Regions from separate parts of the Homo sapiens genome. Here region 1 is linked to region 2. A link is an interaction called in ENCODE POLR2A ChIA-PET data of the cell type or tissue named here. Cell type or tissue: CD4-positive, alpha-beta T cell. All regions are shown on one strand. Links, peaks and the distances in the headings refer to the core of each region. The heading gives the core; the rest is flanking DNA.

Region 1 (5,383 bases), core at 177-5,176, 420 kb after region 2:
GCAGGTTTTTAAATCTCTTTGAGACTCAGTTTTCTAATCTGTAACATACATCTCAAAATAATTCTCAACCAAATGGTAATAAATATTAAAATATGTGATATACTTAGGGATTTCCTGTAAAGATATTGACCTTCAAGGCCTAAAGGAAAGGAATACTTGATAGGTTAAAATATGTAAAAATTTAAAATTATATTAGAAATAAGCAATAAAAAGGTAATGTTAGAATAAAATATTCATACAAATAATGTATTATTTAAGGCATGAAACTAATTCTTACGAATAAAAAGAGAAAAGAGGACAACTAAATAGAAAAATATTCAAAAGGTAGGAATAAGCATATTGCCAAATGAAAAAGTGCCAATACATGTAGAAAAAAGTTGCTCAAAAACACTATGAATCAGGAAAATGACTAAAGATAATATATCTTTGGATTATTAAAAACTGGGCTGGGTGCGGTGGCTCACACCTATAATCCCAGCACTCTGAGAGGCCAAGGCTGGCAGATCTCTTGAGCTCAGGAGTTTGAGACCAGACTGGGCAACATGGCAAGATCCTGTCTCTACAAAAAGTAGCCAGGAGTGATGGTGTGTACCTGTAGTCCCAGCTAGTCAGGAGGCTGAGGTGGGAGGATTGCTTGAGTTTTGGAGGTGAAGGTTGCAGTGAACCGAGATCCGGCCACTGCACTCCAGCCTGGGTGACAAGAGTGAGACCCAGACTCAAAATAAATAAATAGAATAATTAAGTAAAATAAAAATAAAAGCCGTTAGTAATTCTCAATTCAATTTTTATAAAAATGTAAAATGAGTTCTTTCACCTACTGTTGGTTGGAAGCTATTTAACACATTATATGTATTATATTTATTAATTATATAATAGTTATAATGGATACATTATGTGTATAATAATACATATATATGTATTATATGGAGTGTAGTTACATCCTTTGGAGGGCAAATTGCCACTTTCTCCAAAAATTTTAAATGCAACTTCCCTTTGACATAGTAATTTCAGTTTCAGAAATCTCATTAAAATAAACACTTCCACATACACACAAACTAAGGTGAATCTGTAAAGATGTAGAACACAATGTTCTTTATGACAGTGAGGCAATAGGAACAAATATGCATCAAGAGAAAAGCAATTATATGATGGAATGTCTCAAAGTACTAAATAAGCACCAAAAAGAATAAAGTGAACTTCTCTATTGATATAGAAAGATCTCTAGGACAATTTATTAAATGAAAAATAAATGGCAAGTTAAAAAATCTAATAAATCCAATTTACATGACAAAACTGTGTGTATGTATGTAAGTTTGTGTGTGATTGCATAAAGTTATATGCAAACATAGATAACTGAAATTAAACTGGCTATCATGGTATACCTTAAACTGTCAAAGCTAGTGTTCTTTGAAAAGAGTGTTGTGAGATAGGGAAGAATGAGGAAATGCAGCTAGGTCTTTCACTTTTGCTTTATCTGAGTCTTTTATGGTAAGATGGATTTGTGTGCTGCTTAGGAAATAAAACGTGATGAAGACTATTTAAAGATTCAAGACTTCAAGAAAAATAAAAACAAATTAATATTCATTTGATTTTTGTTTCTTTCCAAAAAGAAAAACCTTCATCACAAATATGCATGCTCTAGTAACTGATGTTACTGCACTAGTAAGAAAGAACATTTCAGATTTTTCTTGCAGAAACATCAACTTGTTTCTGGTAATTGGAACAACTATAACAGCATGCATTTCAAAGCTTGGACTTGCCCCTGGATCCAGACGAAAAAAGCCTTTGGGACAAGCAGAATTATTTTGATTTTCCTTATCCATTCATTTTTACTAACAAACTGAAATGATTTTTTTTTGACATGAAGAAGAGTCTTGAAAATTCTTAACCCTCTTCATTTTATTGCTATGTTCAAATTATGATTCACAGCCTCTTTATCATTTTTCTCAGCCGCATCAACAATAAAGTTCTTATTCTTATCTTTTTACCCTTCATCGTATCTCCCTTATTTACTTTACCTATTTTCCTCCTTCTCTCCTTCCCTTCCTTTTCCTCTTTTCTTGTTACTTTTTGACTCCTATCGACATTTTGCTCTAGGTGAATGCTACCCTCCTCCTCACTTGCCACCAGGGAGATATTGCACAGGTGCAGCCCCATCTGTCCCAGTGTGCGACTCTGACGATGCAATAGTACACAGCAGTGTCTCTCAGCGTAGCGTGGGGCAGGATCAAGGTGCTGGACTTTCTGTCTTCTGTGATGATCAGAGAGGCCATTTCATTGGTTTCATTGTTTTTTAGACCATGAATGATATACTGTGGCCCCTGGGAGTGAATCTGTCGATACCAATACACATACTCATTTCCACTGATGGTAGAGTGATTACAAGGCAGGTTTGCAGCTCTTCCTTCAGCGCAATCCATGGAGGTGGGCTGGGTGGTCTTAGCATCAATTATAGTTCCTAAGGGGTCAAGAAAATCAGATTAGCTCCTGACTCTCAAACCAATGCAATTCTATGGATCAAGGATACAACACTCCCTTAACACTCCAAAACTTTTATGTCCTGCAAGAACACAAAAAATATCATTGCTGTTAATTATAAAGACCAAAGATACATGCCAATAATCAGAGACCCTCTAGGCTGTATTCCATGGGAGCTTGATTTAGTAAACCCATAGATTTCTTAAAACTGAATACTGCCAAGGGCTCTTCTGGGATTATGGTTATGATCTAGCCTGGTATGTAGATGTATGTACTTCCTAGACAAATGCACAGAACAGTTCTCAGTCATATCTAGTATGCTGGATAAAGCACAGGGAGCATAGAGGGCAAACCACCCTTCGGGGTCCCTTGTCCTCAGAAGCCCTCCCTAGGTAGACACAGAGCACTTACCAAAGGTCAGAAACACAGTTACTCTTGCCACCAGCCTCATACTTCAAGGACAAATGAGGATTGTGGACCCAGAGTTCAGTTTTTGTGTCTGATTCTAGGTTTAAAGAATTTCCAGAGAACAGAAGCAACAGCTACTAGTAAAGACTTGCAAGGAGTGCAGCTCTCATTGTGTTGTTGTCAGGATCTTGTCAGCCAATGATAGAGCAGTTGCTTTTCTATGTCTTCCTCCCCAGGTTTAGTCATGTTCCTGAGAAGACGGTGAGGATATCAACCAGACATCCTCAACTCAGGGGGTGTCTACTGAAATCATTTATGAGGTTTAAAGTCTAAGAGGCTGGCACAGAATGAGGAAAACTGATCATAAGGATGTATCTATCCAGACCTTTTCTTCCATCATTTCTTCCTCAATGTACCAAATAAAGTTTCCTCTGCTCCATGGAGCTTGTGGAAAGTGTCATTAAATCCCAGAAGCCTATAGTGAGCTCTGTGTTGTAAGGAGTTGGAAATTCCCATCTACATTCTAGAAAACGGAAGTGAAGTTCAAAAGTAGGAAGTGATGTGCTCAGGGGGAAAATAAAAATTGATAACATTGACACTGAAAGCTAAGTCTCCCCAAACTCGGGTTTTCTATAGAGGTCCCTGGAATCATGTGTTGACTGTTGTCTAAGTAGCCATTTCTCAATATATCTGTTCTTGATATAGTGACTAATGACATAAATGGTGCTGGCTCTCATCCTCCTTAAACTCATGGCCTTCATGTTCATTTCCTAATTTCTATGCCCGTGCTTATGCCTACTGTGTGCACCAAGGACACTGAGGCGGAAAGAAAAGAGACCAGGAAAAGCAAAGAAGTTTGGGGTGACGGTGGTAAGAATAGGTAAAGGAAAGGAAGAAAAAGGTGTAAGGAATAGGGGAGGTAAGAGATGATTAGGGAAGTGAAACTTGGAGAAAGCAGTGTTAAGGGAGGTGCTCTGAAAAGACTTAGTCCATCAGTGTAAGGGCCCCAGAACTTTTGAAGCCATAACACACTTAATAAGAGATCATAAAGTACAATTTGTCTAAAGAGGATAAAAGTGTATCATTTTTTTTCCTGTTTTCTGTGGAACTTTAGTGGAAAACATAAGCTTAGCGTCCCTTCTGCAAGAAAGAAACCTGAGTTTTAAGGTGAAGCAGCCCCCTCTTGTGACTGACTGACTGAATGAACTGTGTAGCTATAATCAGGCAAAAAGTCAGCCAGCAATCTTCTGACTCTTTTATCAGGTTTGAAGGTAGGTATCTTAGTTTTAATACCTCTGTACTCATCTTTGTTTTATCAGTCCTCTAACACTCCAAGAAAGGTTTTAACTATTTTTTAAATTACTTTGTTATTTCAATAATATTCCCATTATAATTCTCAATTGCTGACTTGGAGTTAATTTTTCTTTTGTTTCTAATATTCCCATAATTAAAGGCTAGTTCAAAAGCCCATACTATTCAATGTTTATAAGAGATATTGGCGGCCGGGCATGGTGGCTCACGCCTGTAATCCCAGCACTTTGGGAGGCCGAGGCGGGCGGATCATGAGGTCAGGAGATTGAGACCATCCTGGCTAACACGGTGAAACCCTGTCTCTACTAAAAATACAAAAAATTAGCCGGGCATGGTGGCAAGTGCCTGTTGTCCCAGCTACTTGGGAGGCTGAGGCAGGAGAATTGCTTGAACCCGGGAGGCGGAGGTTGCAGTGAGCTGAGATTGTGCCATTGCACTCCAGCCTGGGCGACAGAGCAAGACTCTGTCTCAAAAAAAAAAAAAAAAAAGAGATATTGGCACAGAATAAGCACTCAATAATTACTTGTTTCATGAATGCGTAGATGAGTCATAACTGACAAATTTACTGAGAGAACTTATGCTGAGCAAATCTTTAAATTATTGTCTGTGCACTCTTTCAGTTTTCTGGAATAGAATTTGAACAAAAGACTACAATGGGGTAAACACAGGGTCAGATTTGTAGGCAAAAATTCAATGATAGACAATAAATTTCCCCAACACGGGTGTGAAAAATCAAGCTACAAAGATATAGAGTAAAAGTCATAGTAATAATATTCCATTCATTTAAAAAATATTCACTAAGAGCCTACTCTGTACCAGATCACAAAGATGTAAGTTAACAGGACAGTACTGCCGAAAATATAAGAAGAAACAAGCAATTACTGAAAGTAGGGAGGACTATATCATGTTGTTACATTAACAAAGGCAGAAGAAAAGTAATTAATGCAATTTCCTTTTTTGCTTTTGGTTTGTTCGCCTTTATTTTTTGGAAGACAATTGAGGCCACTAACAGGTGATTTTTTAATGGTATTGAAAAACCATTAAGTATTTTGCATAGCTCTAAAGAATAAAAAATGTATTTGTCCAATCTACTGAGTATTCGCAGAGTATCTTACATTTTAGAAGATTACATGATCTCTAAGATCATAATGGGTAAGGTTTTCTCCTCCTTTGCTTGATGAAAAAC
Region 2 (5,383 bases), core at 314-5,313:
CACCTGTTTTCTCATAGACAAGTGGTCAGTTCTTTTTGCACTGGTCACTTGCAGGGTCATACTCACATGGGTGTACAGCCAGCCTGGTCCCTGCTCCAAAAATCAGCTTATTGTAGCCACCAGAAAACACACAATCAGATGGTGCTTTACAAGAACTCTGACCTGGGCAGGGCATGCCTGGCTGGGGCACTCCATCTCCTGTCCCTGTTTTCCAGGCTCCCCCAAGTCAAACTTTCTCTGACAAGAGAGAAAAGTCTCACCTACCAGGTCTTCATTCCACCTACTCACTCCTGAAGATGCATCAGAGGCCTCATTGATGCTGATTATTTCTTTCTAATCATCACGAAATAGCTTCATTTTATTTTGGCAATTGTTGAACACCTATGCAACTGTGCAGCAAATGCTCCAGCCACTGTCGGAACAGCTCCGGGGCAGATTAGTTGCAGGCGTCAACATGCAGGATCTACGATGCCCCAACACTTTGCAGGGTTTCCCTACTAGAAACAATGGCAACTTTAATGCCTTATTCCAAATGTGAATTTTTGGTCTTCTTTGTACACACCTTTCTAACACAACTTGGAGCTGTATATTTCCAAGATGATTCTGCTCCTAATGGAGAAAAGTTTCCTTAGAACAAATCTTTTCTAGGAGGTCTCTCAAGTGGAGACAGGCTTCATATATTTATCATTAGACCTCTTTCTTTTTTACTGCTAGAACTCATTTGTACTGCTTACTTATCGAGATATTGTAAACCTTCCACCTCTGATCTCTGATTCTTGAGAAATACGATAGGTTTCAAGCTTTATAAATTCAGCCTGAACCATGGCTGAGAAGAGGCTTTGATGAAGCACACATATGAACAGATAAATACAGAGGTGCTCTTCCCTGAGAGATGGGCCTTCTCCCACCACAGACATCTGGATGGATTCTGCAATCTCCTGGTTTTGAGGTCTAACAACTCTCTCTGTTAGAGAATATTTGTTAATGTATAAATCATAACTCATCTAGCCAGAAGGCATTTTTTTCCCCACAATCATTTGTTTGGTGACACCTATGTGCCAGGCATTGTGCTGAGCTGTAGAGCTGTGAGGATGAAAAAGGGTCCTGCCCTCATGGAGCTTAAGGTATAGTGGAGGATGTGTGTATGTACCAGGCAATGAGAATTGGAGGCTAGTCATGTCTTCTGTTGTGCTTCCATTGCAACTTGCATGTACCTCCACTATGACGTGGTGACAATAGGCTATAGTTGTCTGTTTGCACTCTGAGCTCCCGGATGGCAGAGACTCTCCCTCCTTCCCTGGATGAAAGAGAACCTCCCTCCTTCCCTCCTTTCCTCCTTTTCTTCCTTCTTCCCTCCCTCCCGGTCCTTCCTCTACTTCCTCTCCTTTCTTTCCTTTCCTTCCCTTCCCTTCCCTCCCATTCCCTTCCTCACACTTAACATAGTGCTTGGAATAAAATAATTGTCCAATAAATATTTGTTGAATACATAAACCCTCTAAATATTTCCATTCGTTTCTAATGCAGTTCTGTTATCTTCTTTCATTAAGACTATTTCATTTCTTCTTTAATTTCTATATGGTTCCTTTTTACAAACTTTTTATTATTTTTATGGCATTATTTAGGCTCTAAGTTCTTCCTATATCTCTCAATTGGATGTGCAGTTTTGAGAAAGTGTGTCCAATGCCCAGAGTCTTTGGGAAGCATAATTCATCACCTTTCATGAAAACTAAATGGAACAAAAATAAATCTTTTGGCATAATCAGTCACAGTTTCTTTTCTGATAAAGATCTTTTGTCTCAAAGGAATCTGTCTCTGCAATGATGAAATGGCCAATTCCCATTGGCAAATACTACCGTTAGAAAACAGACTATTAAGCTAGTGGCTAGGAATTAAAATTTCAAGATATTCAAGCCTCATAAAGAAACATGAAAAATTAGTTCAGGAAGTACAGATTCATCATCTAAGAAAGCAGAGTAGGGGCTTTCTGTGTCTTTGGCCAGAGCCTAAGTTTGGGTACTTACTTGGTTGCACTTGGAGTCTTGTTCCACTCCCAAAAGTAAGTGCTCTCCTGCCCGTGTCCACACCCTGGTACATCACAGTACAAAATCCTGCCCTCTGCCAGCTGGGGGCAGCTGCCCATGACCCTCATACACTCACAGTTTCTTGGGAGAAAAACTTTTAAGCAGCCTATTCTATGGTTTGTTGATACATTTTTCTTTCTCTCTAACTGTATGCGCAATAAACAGTCCCCCTAAGTTTCTCCTTCCCTCCCTGCCATACCTGTATTCTGCCACCCAACCCAATGACTCTGCTGATCTCTTCAGAAGTGCTGAGTCACCATGCCATGGTCGCTATGGTAAGAAGGCTCAGGATGGGCAAACCAAAGGCCAAACAGATGGCCTTTGAGGTGTGAAGTCTTCCTTCACAGAATGCAGGAGGCATGGTGGTGGCACGGTTAATAACAAGGCCCTAGAGTCAAACAGATTTGAGTTAAACTCTAGCTCTGTCATTCGTGGCTATATAATCTTGGATAAGTTACTTATCCCAAGCCTCTGTTTCCTCACCTGTAAAATGGGCAAAATATCGGCTACCTATTATTAGGATGTGTGTAATCACTGAATGAGGATTACATAAAAGACAAGAGAATGGCCACTGGTACGTGTCAGGCATTCAGTAAATAGTAGCTCATAATGGGATGATTCCCAGCAATGCTTTACACTGGGGGAAAGGATGAGGCTTCTTGCAGCCAGAAGCCCAGAAACGCATCCCTGTACCATCCATTCCAGTACCACAGAGTGCCTCAGCACCCTGGCTGGTATGCTCTAATTCAGGGGAAGGTATCTCACGGATTCTAGGGGAGGTGGTGACAGAGTCTCAGGTGGAAGAGACATAGGAGTGAGGGGGCAGAGTAGACCCCTTGGTTGCCAAGAAGAAAGTTCTGTTTTAGAAACCTAACCAAGAGTGAAGTCTTTTTTCACAACTTGGGGATTTGTCCTCTGAAATCATTGTGCAAAACCCTTGTCCGGCACAGCCTCAATCATCTCATCAGACCTGACACTGATAGTTACTCCCAGGCAACAAAGGACTCCTTTAATGATGGAATAGATCACAACACAAACTCTCACTACTACAGTATCCTTCCATAATATAATCTGTCTGCAAAATTTCCCTTGATCATTTCTATAATACTTACACGGATGAACAATAAGGCTGGTTCCTCTTCCAAATGTAGGTATGTAGCTTCCTCCTGATGCACACAGTGAGGACAGCCTTTGATAAAACCTGTTTCATGTGACCTCCCTCTACCAATTGCCCCATGGTATTGGGCAACATCCTGGGAAACCCTCCTGAATACTCTCTGAGTTGTAGAAAGTCTCCTACTGCTGTCCTTAGAGCCCCCGAGTGCTGGAGCCCAGGGGCGGGAGCCAGGGGCTGGGGACTGGAGAGCTCTTTGGCCCCCGTGTACCCAGGGGAAAATACCACCTTCCCATCAGCAGAGAAGCAGGGCAGCAACTCCCCATGTCTGCTCCCAGCACCCCAATACAAACACCACACTCTGCTTGCTTGGGGCAGACATTCTGAGGGTCTGGCTCTGCTACTCTTTAGTCAGATGCAAGGAGCTTCTGAAAGTGCTGCGAGGACAGAGAGCAAAGGAAATTTTATGTGACGTTTTTCCTGAAGCTGTTCTGACCTCCTTTTCTCAGAGTGCTCCTTGTTCTCTTTTCCTTTCCAGAGCTCTTTGGCACTTCCCACTCCTAGTCTTCTTCCTATGGGAGACCCTGGGGTTGGATTTCTGCATATCCCTGTTTGAGGCAACACTAAATCCAAGCAGGATTTAGGCACTTCCTGTGATTTGTGCTTTCATCCTTCCCTCTTTACCACCTAGAATTAGGCCAAGGCATCCAAAGCCCTTGGATTCCTTTATTTCTAATGACCTTGACTCAGACAAGGCCCTGCCTCTGTGAAACCCTACAATTACAGAGAAAAAAGTCACAATAATTTCCATAGAATTTTTGAAAGATGGGAGGAAACAGAGACCATGCTGTCTACTTCAGAGATATGAAAACTGAGGCTCAGGGAGGTCATGGCCTGCGCCACAGTCCTGAGCTGGGGCAGGAACTCAGTACTTGGTTCCCTAGCAGGTGGGCACTGTCAACACTCAGCTTATCTCACACTGGGTTTGAGGGTCACTTAGCAAAGAGCTGTGTGGCTCCACCAAACTCAGGGTGGGAGTAAAGGGCTGGGGCCCCTCCACTGCTGTGCACTGACCATCAGCACGGTCTTGGACAGATGCTAGACCCTGGCATCAGGTCCCTCTGCAACATGAGCAAGATGTCCCCACGGTCCCCTCCAGCTCTCACTTTTGTGGTCCTTTGTTCAATCTGAAATCCAGCCTCAGGGAAGATCAGGGGCAGCTTACATGAGAATGGGAGTGTGGTCAGTGGAGATGCAGAGAAGGGGAGAGTGAAAGAAACCAGGGACAGGCAAAGATTTGGGACAGTGGCCGCCTAAGGTTCTTCGATATAGCACTGATGAATGGCATGTCCTTCCCCCGCTCCCATGGAAATATGATAAGAGGCTCTCCAGCACAGGGTAGGGATGGGGGTGGCTGTGGCCATTTGTGCAGGAGGATCCCAGCTCACTTACTTGGTATGACCACCACTTGGTTCCCCTTCCCAAAAGCGAGTCTGTTGTTCCCATAGTCACACTGTGTAAGTGTATTACAAAAACCTCCTGGTTTTGCCCACCCCTTCTCTGAAGACACATCCCCTTCACAGTAGCTCTAAGATCTGGAAACCCTGAAAGGCGGATGCTAAAGTTTTCCTTGTAATGGGTGGTATGAAGACTTGAAGGAACCTCCCTAAAGGGTATAAACAGCACCAGACCCCACTGCTACCTGTTGGCCTTCATTTTCCTCATCACAGCTATCAATAAACACAGCTTTGGCTATTTCTCCTTTGGGAAAAACAGAATCTTCATAAAACTTCATGAAAAACATTGTATCCTACATAGGCTGGATGGGTGTGAGTATTTCTAAAGATACCAGAGAGCAGGCGGGCATTTTCCTACTTCATCTGCCATGCCTGAGAAGAAGGTACCATTTTCCTAGTGACATGTGCAAAAATGTATTTTTCACCTTGCCATAAATGCACACTGTGCTGGAGCACATGCTAAAGACATGCCTCGGCATGACTCAGAGTCACTCCATCCTCTTGGGGCTGAGTGAGAGTCTTGGGTGACTCACGCCTGACTCATTCCTGTTTCTGTCCTCACCCCCGCTCAAGGATGCTAACTGCCAAGGGGGCTTTTGTCCTCAAGAAAGTCAAAGATCTCAGCACAGAACAGACTCAATTCCGTTTCCAGAAACATATTTGGGGGAATC

The links. ChIA-PET counts read pairs that join two places held together with the same protein. Peaks named below come from ENCODE experiments on the same cell type or tissue, not always from the same donor. Only the 100,000 strongest peaks of a DNase experiment are listed, where the experiment ranks them.
Region 1: POLR2A ChIA-PET joins it to region 2 with 6 read pairs; 5 of 35 experiments call an interaction of 5 or more read pairs at or near these places.

What each region holds. Positions count from the first base shown.
Region 1 is chr14:22,121,073-22,126,455 of GRCh38, reverse strand. It overlaps TRA and TRAV26-1. Among named protein-coding and RNA genes, the nearest start is that of TRD-AS1, 360 kb to the left of the region's middle. In CD4-positive, alpha-beta T cell, for the core only: no CTCF peak of the experiment used is centred there; DNase peaks (open chromatin) are centred at 3,125 and 4,065; H3K4me3 peaks cover 2,322 bases.
Region 2 is chr14:22,536,945-22,542,327 of GRCh38, reverse strand. It overlaps TRA, TRAJ7, TRAJ6, TRAJ5 and TRAJ4. Among named protein-coding and RNA genes, the nearest start is that of LINC02332, 17 kb to the left of the region's middle. RefSeq lists an enhancer at 4,982-5,383. In CD4-positive, alpha-beta T cell, for the core only: no CTCF peak of the experiment used is centred there; DNase peaks (open chromatin) are centred at 1,187, 2,337, 3,604 and 5,227; H3K4me3 peaks cover 5,000 bases; H3K27ac peaks cover 4,963 bases.